Linked DNA regions of Homo sapiens: region 2 is linked to region 1. Evidence: chromatin contacts called from ENCODE Hi-C or POLR2A ChIA-PET data. All regions are on one chromosome and are shown on one strand. Each heading gives the region's core, a stretch centred on a gene start or an enhancer-like site at or near the end of the contact. The rest is flanking DNA. Distances are from core to core; before and after follow the strand shown.

Region 1 (4,336 bases), core at 434-2,933:
AAGCGGCTGCTCTTCTGAGCTTACAGCTCAGACACTCCCAGCAGGGCCTGTTGCTGGGCAGTTTTCAGCACTAGGAGTCTTTGCAAACCTGCTCTTTGAGGATGGAGATTGTCTTTTCAAAGGAACTCAAAGTAGAATATGAATAGTTAACCTTTATTGAGAATTTACCATAGGTCAGGAATTCTGCTAACCACGTTTAATTCTCAAAACATCTCAATGGGTGAATTTTTAATTGATGATGATAATAAAAGATTGGATAATTTGCTCAAGGTCCACAGTTCACACAGAATGCAAATTTAGTTAATTGGATTCCAGAGTCTGTGTTTGCAGGCACCACGCTCTTCTGCAGAGATTGCAAGCTGGTAGCCTATAAGCCTTCAGTGTGCCTGATCCCCACATTGCTTTAAATATAAAAATGTTCAATAAAATTAAGGATTTCTGGCTTTTTTGAAAAAATGATAATGTCTTCCAACACTGGCCCAATTTTTGCATGGCAACAATGAATTGGGACTGAGTAGCTGTTGCCCCTTCTAGAGAGGGAATCTCCAGTTTTTCTGTTTGTACTGCTTCTTCTTGCAAAACTCCTAGCCCATTTCAATCATTTATGAAAATGACATGCCTGGCCCTCGGCATTTTGAAATTGTGACACTGCCTTTTGTCAAGCAAAATAGATTAAGACATAAGAGTATGAGCTGGAATAGAGAAATGAGGTGGTAAGACCCAGTTACACGAGCCACAAGTGTCTTTGCACTTAGTCATACACTCCAAGAGCACAAGCTCATCGCTGAGGCCAATTTATCCCTAGTCTCATTTTCAAGTTCACAGATAAGCAGAGAAGGGCTGGCTCAGGGTGGGGGTAGAAATGTACAGAAATTTCAAGAAGCATTGTAGTCTGAGATAAGCAACTTTCCCCATCTACTTTTAGGATATTACTTTTCATAAAGCTTTACCATAAGTTCTGCTTTATCATCTCTGCCTGAGCTTCCAGCTGGACAGACTCCGAAATCTAAAAGCCTGCAACTTCCAAAGGAGGACATTTAGCTGCCCAAGGCTGTACAGCCACACCAGGCTGATTGCTTCTGGGTAATCAGGTGGGAAATATCATCTGCATTTAGGGTTTCCTGTGCCATCAGTCTTCTCCAGATGCCTGCAGAGTTGAGATTCACGTACCCACACCAGCAACACTGTCCCTTAAAGGGCTGTAGTGCTTTTTGGGAAGTAGAGTAAATAAAATGATTTATTAGTTTTCTTTAACCAGAAGAATCAATCACTCTGGTCAAGGCAAGGACCATCATGTGGTGACATGATGTTGAGGTCCAGCTTTTGAACTCTTCAGAGTAAGCCGAGAATGATCTTACATCAGGCACCTCCAGAGAAGCATGGACCCCTCAAGTCCACTGTGACCACCAAGCTGAGGCCATGAGACTCCGGAAAACTTTATCTTAGAATATGTCTTCTTTGCATAAAAGGAACAATTAAGCTTGGCTTCCTGACATTGAGGGTGACTAGGCTTTTCCCTAACAACCGGTAGGGCAGCTGGCATTTTCATGCTTTCACAGCCGGAAGACTCTAGCCCCAAGTTGTGTGCTCTAGTCTCTCTTCCAGACAAGTATTTTCAGAATTCTTGACTAAAATATCTCAATAAAGGCTGCTCTTTCCTAAACCTCAACCTCAGAGCTTCCCTGGAGGATGACTCATCTTGAGCAGAGGCAGCGCAGCAGACCTGTATGAGCAGGGCGTGGGCTTGGACAGCCCTGGGTTTGCAACTGGCTTCTCTGCTTGCTGGCTGGGTGGGCCTACAATTCAGTCACCTCACCTCCCTGGGCAAAGATTTCTTCATTCAAGGAATGCATAATGACCCTGCCTCCCAGGGTTGGAATAAAACTTCTTTAAAATAATGCAGCACAGAAAAGAGCTTAGAAAGATGTTTGTGTGCGGTAGTGTGAGGGGGGACAGATCATGTGTTCCAAGGGAATACAGGAAGGGTTTAATAAAAGGTCTTCCTGATTCTGTCCCCTGCCTGCGTCTCTAATTTTCTTGTTCCCATTGCCCTTTCTCACTCAGTGTGGTGTTTCTTCTGCTAAAAACATTCTTCCTACCCCTCACCCCACACTTGCCTCACTCCCTCTTCCTCCCTCTTCAGGTTGCTGCCTTCCCTGGCCTTCCAGACTGGATCAGGTCCCCAGGCCAAACTTTTTGAAACCAAGTTGTACTTTCTCTTCACAGCATTTCCTGCTGTATCTGAGATGATGCCACTATCTGTCTCCCACTATTCTTAGAACTTCCTAAGAGCAGGGCTCTCCTGTTTTGCCCACAGCTGTATCCCAAATGCCTAAAAAGAACCTGCCACATAGTAGGTCCTCAATAAATATTTGCTGAATGAGTAATAAAACTTAGCTTGATCTTTCTTTTGATTATACAACAGTCAACAGACGTATATTAAGAAATCATTCTTGGCCAGGCGTGGTGGCTCATGCCTGTAATCTCAGCATTTTGGAAGGCCGAGGTGGGCAGGTCACCTGAGGTCAGGAGTTCGAGACCAGCCTGGCCAACATGGCGAAACCCCGTCTCTACTAAAAATACAAAAATTTGCCAGGCATGGTGGCGAGCATCTGTAATCCCAGCTACCCAGGTGGCTGAGGCAGGGAGAATTGCTTGAACCCAGGAGGCGGAGGTTGCACTGAGCTGAGATCGCACCACTGCACTCCAGCCTGGGTGACAGAGTGAGACTCTGTCTCAAAAAAAAAAAATTATTCTTAACCATCTAAAATTTAACTCATAATGGATCAAAGGCCTAAATGGAAGAGCCAAAACTATAAAACTCTTAGGAGAAAACATAGGGGTAAATGCTGATGACCTTGGATTTGGGAATGGAGCCTTACAATATGACACCAAAAGCACAAGCAACAAAAGAAAAAAGTAGATAAATTGAATATTACTAAAATTAAAAACTTTTGTGTTTCAAAGGACATCATCAAGAAAGTGAAAAGGCAATCTGCACAATGGGAGAAGTTTTTCCAAATCACAGATCTGATAAGAAACTTGTATATAGGATGCATTTTAAAAATTCTTATAACTCAATAGCAAAAAGATAAATAACCCAATTTAAAAATGGGAAAAAAAATGAATAGACATTTTTCCAAAGAAGATATAAAATAGCCATTAAGCACATGAAAAGATGCTCAACATCATTAGGTATCAGGGAAATAGAAATCAAAACCATAATGAGATACCACTTAACACCTACTATAATGGCTAGAATCAAAAATTCTGATAATAACAAATATTGGTGAGGATCAGAAACCTCATTCATACGCAGCTGGTGGTAGTGTAAAATGATGCAGCCATTTTTGAAATATAGTCTAGCAGTTCCTCATAAAGTTAAAGACAGAGTTAGCGTTTGACCAGCAATTTTACTCTGTGATATACCCAAGACATATGAAAAAATGTCCATACAAAAACTTGTGTATGAATGTTCATAGCAGAGTTATTCATAATAGCCAAAAAAGAGAAAAGAACCCAAATATCCATCACCCGATAAATGGATAAATGAAATGTAGTCTATCCATACAATAGAATATTATTCAGCCATAAAGGAGGAAGTACTGATATATGCTATGACATGAATGAAAACATTCAGTTAAGTGAAAGAAGCCAGACCCAAAAGGCCACATATTATATGCTTCTATTTATATGAAATGTCCAGAATAGGCAATCCATAGAGACAGAAAGTCGATTAGTGTTTGCCTTGGGTGTGGGGGAAGGGATGGGAGGATGAGGAGTAAAAAGCTAAAGGGCACAGTGTTTCTTTGGGCCATGATGGGAATGTCATAAAATCAGTTGTAATGATGGTTTCACAACTCCGTGAATATACTAAAAAAAATCCAATTCTGTCCTTTAATGAGTCAATCATATGATATATGAATTACATTTCGAACTGCAAAAAAAGGGAAAGAGAGATCATTACATGCCCATGAATTTTTAGGTATTAAGAGAAGCATGTGACTCTCACCTGCAACGACTTAACAAGCCAGATGGGACGACAAACATATATGAAATAATAAGCAATACTAAATCAGTTATAACCAAACACTACACCACGAAGCAAAAGCTGCGGTCCTAAGAAGGCGCACAACCTATGAAGATGGGGCATCTTGCATAGGAGATATCTTAAATTCTGAATACAGAAACTACATCCTGTGACACTTGGTGTTGACACTAGCTATTTTCTAGCACTGTTGTCTGCTTTTCCATATGTTTTAGTCAGCACCTCCCAGCTAGATCGACTGTTTCATCGCTGCCTTCCCCTAGCTGCAAGCACAGTGCTTGGCACTCA
Region 2 (4,897 bases), core at 1,814-4,313, 74 kb after region 1:
CTATGTGAAAAACTGGAAAAAAACCTGAAGTTCTCAACAATAGGGCATGTATAATCAGTAATGATTAATCAATAGAATTCAGTATTTGGCCTGCATTATTATAAACCATATCTTCGAAGAATCTTTACTGATGTGTAATGTTGAGTGACAAGGGAAGGGTTCATGAAGGTATTTTTCAATTTGATCACAATTTGATACCAAAATAATTTTTGTCTTTTCCTTGACACCCAATTTCAATGACACCCAAATTGTAATATGGGTTATCACTGAGCAGTAGGTGAACAGGTTATTTTAATTTTCTTCCTTATCTTTTTCTGTGTTTTTTACATTTTATGCAGTGGGCACATAGTATTTTACAGTCAGGAAAAAGTATACACATTTTCAAAAATGGTAAGCCAAGCATTGGAGACATGAATCACTATCGCTTTTGTATTCCTCATGGAAATGAGATTCAATAGTAAGTTACGTGTCTGGGGAAAATAGAGCTCATTTGAGTCAGAGGTTGGAAAGCTCTTATGAATACTAACCTCAGAAACCTCAAAATAGTATGTGGTAGAATAATGACATGGCACGAAAAGCCACGGATGTCAGTCTGAGTTAAGGTTAGAGTAGATACATACAACAGTCATAAGAGAAAAAAACTTACTAATCTATGATCTCCAGTTCTGGTAACCTCTAGGGTCGGTCTGTGCCTCCATATCAAACCTTTATCACAGTGCAGTGTACTGGGGCTGCTGCAACTTGGAAGCCTGGGTTCTCGTTCTGGCTGCTCTGCAAATATATTTTGTACTTAACCTTGGGCAAGTCACCAACTCTCTGAACTGAGAGTTTTCTTCCAGGGCTGGATCGTTATTCATTTTTGGAGTTTGGCATTCTGATGCACTTTCTAGCCCTGCAAGGTAAGATGTAAGTCTCCGGGGTGTCTGGCCAATGCTGAAGCAGATTGAGGCTCCTTTTGGGCCAACCCTTGGATCAGAGGTGTCCGAAGTCATCTTGGTTCAGTCGTTTTTTAATAATAAGTTGCCGTGACATAAGTTATTGGAAAGGACCACAGTTGAGGGTAAGAAAGGCAGTTTGATTCTCTTGTGGAGGTTATAAAATGAAAGCAGAGATCTGTCCCTGAATATGAGGAAACCTCGTATATAGTTTAACAATGTATTTTTTTCTTACATAAAAATCTAAGTTTGAAATTACCATCAGACTAAATTTCATCCCATCTGTGGTAGAGATGGTTTTAAAATTGAGACTTTAGAGGCAGCAGATCTTTATCCTGTACACCTGATACATAAGAAAAGCCCAGTTCAGAGGACTTTAGTTTTTAACCTTAAAGACAAACATATTCAGACATATATTGTATAAGGATGTATTACAAACTTTTTTTTTTTTTGAGACAGGGTCTTGTTCTGTCACCCAGGCTGGAGTGCAGTGGCGCGGTCTCAGCTCACTGCAACCTCCGCCTCCAGAGGCTCAAACAGTCCTCCTGCCTCAGCCTCCCAAGTAGCTAGGACTACAGGTGCATGCCACCATGCCCAGCTAATTTTTGTATTTTTTGTAGAGACGAGGTTTTCCCATGTTGCCCAGGCTGGTCTTGAACTCCTGGGCTCAAGCAATCTGCCCTCCTCAGCCTCCCAAAGTGCTGGGATTATAGGCAAGAGCCACAGGACCTGTCCTACAAACTTCTTTTACCTTAACCATGGTATAGAAAATACAGGCTGATCCATGCATACATCTAAAATTGAAACAAAAGTTTAACAAAACAATGCCTATCCTTATTATCTGCAATGCATTATGACATTTTCTAGTCTGTTTTATTCTATACTATTAAGAAACACTGGCTTTGACCATTTCATGCTACAGTAAAGTATTGCAGCCTTCATTTGAAGAACACTGGTATAGAGGTTTTTGAAGAGGTGCGCATAAGGGAGAGAAAAACAGCTGCATGTCCTGACAACTATTAAGTATCACTCATAAATTTATTTTCAGCAACATGGGAAAGGAAAATAGATCCTTTCTTTATTAAGTTAATTGTGACAGAAACTGGGACAAAAATAACGTGGGAGGAACATGTTAAAAGAGGAGATTTACACATATCCAGTGTTTTCCAGCAAGAAGAATGCATCTGAAAGAGGTAAAACTGTGATTATCGAAGCAATCCTATTACACCTATGCAGATGAATGAAATCACCAACTTTAGGCAACATGAAAAAATAAAAGGGCCAAGATCAAAGTGGACCTGGTATTATTTCTAGCGTCCATCTTGGATTTTTCTTTTTTTGTCTGAATCCCCATCTCAGGGTATGAGTCGTTATGAATCAAAGGATCACCGCCCAATAAAACCATTCTAGACAGAAACCTTTTGGGGTTGGGGGTGCACCATTCTCCTCTTCTACAGCTTCCAGACCACTCATTGCCCATGGATACCCACCAGCCTCCCACGTTCACACGACTCCATCTGCTTTTTTTGGTGTCTGTGTCTTCTGGAGCATTGACCAGGCCAGTATAGGGTACCGTTCCCTGCACCCAGAGTTTCACTCCCACCTCAAACTCTTTTACCTCCTGGGGTACATGTCCACGCTTTACTCCTCTCCTGCCCTCCAGCTTCTTTCTTTCTTTCCTCCCATTTCTCCTCTCTTCCCCTCCCTTTTGCCTTTGCTCTGCAGAGACACTGGTGCCGTGACACACATCTGAGCATGGCTGGTGGGGCTGACCAGTGGTCACCAGTGCAGGATTTAAGTGGTTGGAGCTTAATAGTAGCTACAAGTCTTTAATTTCTTCAGCAGGTTTTTAATGGCCTTTGATGCACGTTAGAAAAGACATGGAAAGTCCTGAATTCAGAGCCTTCATGCTGGGTATTGTATAGTCAGACCAGCCCTGTCTCTGGACTGAATGGGTCTCTTGAAATCATAAATGCATTGCTTAGGGATCAGTAGCCTCGGAGTGACCTTTCTCACTCATGGCTTTCCTGAGGCTCAGAAAGGCCAGGCCTTGTCCTGGGTGAGCCAGCCTCTCAGTACCCTGATGGCATGACTCAGAAAGCTGGACAATGCCCTAGAATGACTTTCTCCATTAAGCCCAAGAAATATTGCATAGAATCAGTCTGTCTGGAAATTCCTTATATGGAGAGGTTCTGAGACGATTGTATGTTTGGTTTGCAAGAGGATCATGGTTTAAAAAAAGAAAAAAAAGCCTAAGGCAGTGATATCATATTACTTACAGGCTTGGTTAAAAAAGATAGAGAAAATACTCCTTCAAACGTTTCCACCCTAATTCTGGATTACACTGGGGACGACAGCAAATCCCATTCCACTGGTTCTGGCTGACCTTCCCTGCATCTTGGAGCAAGGAACTCTCACTGTCTGCCTGTTTCTCCCAGCACAGCACTGCAGAGAGGCCCAGAGGCTATAAAGCCCTGCCACGTGTTTCTCCAAATGGGTGGTTTTTATTATTTCTGGAATGCAGTCCCCAGCCCCAAATCCTAATATGCTGACAAGGCAAAAGCAAAAGAGACCTGTGGAACCCCACCCAGTGACAGTTTGGTGTCCCTCCCCATCTGGGCTTGGTGCCCACCCTGTGACCCTCACTCTTCCTACTTCCCCCAAGGTGGCTGGGAGTGGAAGGCGAATTGGAGCACATTCAAAGCCAGAGTGGAAGGGAGTGATTTAAGATCTTCCTGTGAGATGGAGTCCTGGGCGGTCGCTTATTGTGCAGACTGGATTGTGCTATGGGATCTGCTCTGCCTGTGGAGGGGGACTGTGTTTCTACATCCACCTCATTTCATCAGGCAAGGAGGAGGGGCAGGTAGTCTGCAAAATTCCGCTATGTGGTTTAACACAGTGAAGACCTGAAACCTCCTTGATCACCAGGAAAGAGATGGGGAAACTGTACCTAGGCGTTTCTAAGCCAGGAGACCGGAGCTCGCTGAGGAATAATTATGTGGAAACAAATGTAAAGTTAAACCTTAAAAAGACAATTTAAAATATATTTACATAAAGTTATATACTTCTCATTTTAAAAGATGATTTAAGGAGATTTGGGCCTAAGTAAGGAGACATGAAATAAAAGAAAAAAGGGATTTTTTTTCAGGAAAAAAAGTGCTCCCCAAGTAGAACAAGAAAAATTCTCCAGCATAAGTTTCAATTAAAAAAAAAAAAAGTAAATTGACTCTAGCACATGGTATGGGGCTAAATAATAGAGTGGAGCAGAACTGTTATGGGTCATTTTTATATAGGCCGTAGTGCGTAAACATTTTCGACTGTGTTTTTTATTCTATTTCTTAATAGATGAGGGGTGGCATTGAGGCATAGAGTTTTTAAGTGATTTGAAGTCAAGATATAATCATTCTTGGCCCAGCTTCATAGTTCATTCTCCAAAAATAAGATTTTCTAGTTGTTGTGTGAAATCCATAGTGAAAAGTCTGATTGCATAGGTGTCCATATGCTGGAGTTCTAATCATAGATTCTTCTGTTGTGTTCTCTTGTGTGTGTGTGAGTGTGTGCGTGAGTGTGTGCAGTTGCTATAGAAAGACAAATACCAACTAAGTGTAGAAACATCTTTGCACGTATCATAGAGAAGCTGTATAATTTTATCAGGATTCCCAGAGAAGAAAATGTGAAATGTTAGTCCCAATAATTTAGTAACAAAAGAATACACTGCCGTGTTGAGATGCCAAATAGAAAAGATAATATTTAGTGCAATCCAAGTGGCAAACAAATACATTTCCTTTTTAGGGCTATGGGGTGAGGCAGTACAGTGAGGCCTTGTTTAAGTACCCTCAACAGAATCCAGCCTTTTAAAAACCAATTCAAGGTCATCATTATGAACGTCATCCACAATTGAATTATGTCTTTATATTTGCAGTGTCTTCTTGGAGAGGACGTATCGGTTTGCCACCAGACAG

Evidence for each region. A loop is a pair of places that touch in the nucleus more often than their neighbours do. ChIA-PET counts read pairs that join two places held with the same protein, here RNA polymerase II (POLR2A). Pooled maps may share reads with other maps.
Region 2: a loop to region 1 is called in a map of PC-9, with 2.9 times the contacts of the local background. The contact joins two enhancer-like sites. A Hi-C loop is called at or near these places in 1 of 168 maps with a recorded cell type or tissue (PC-9) and 2 of 50 pooled maps. POLR2A ChIA-PET finds 5 or more read pairs at or near these places in 2 of 52 experiments (AG04450 and OCI-LY7).

What each region holds. Positions count from the first base shown.
Region 1 is chr5:72,066,153-72,070,488 of GRCh38, forward strand. No RefSeq gene overlaps it. Among named protein-coding and RNA genes, the nearest start is that of MAP1B, 39 kb to the right of the region's middle. Within about 2 kb of position 1,684, at least 2 of the 41 ENCODE cell types and tissues checked have a DNase peak (open chromatin) inside an H3K27ac peak, as active enhancers do; they include PC-9, where a contact is called at or near this core.
Region 2 is chr5:72,138,593-72,143,489 of GRCh38, forward strand. All of the region lies in intron 2 of MAP1B (microtubule associated protein 1B), which reads left to right. Among named protein-coding and RNA genes, the nearest start is that of MIR4803, 28 kb to the right of the region's middle. Within about 2 kb of position 3,064, at least 12 of the 41 ENCODE cell types and tissues checked have a DNase peak (open chromatin) inside an H3K27ac peak, as active enhancers do; they include PC-9, where a contact is called at or near this core.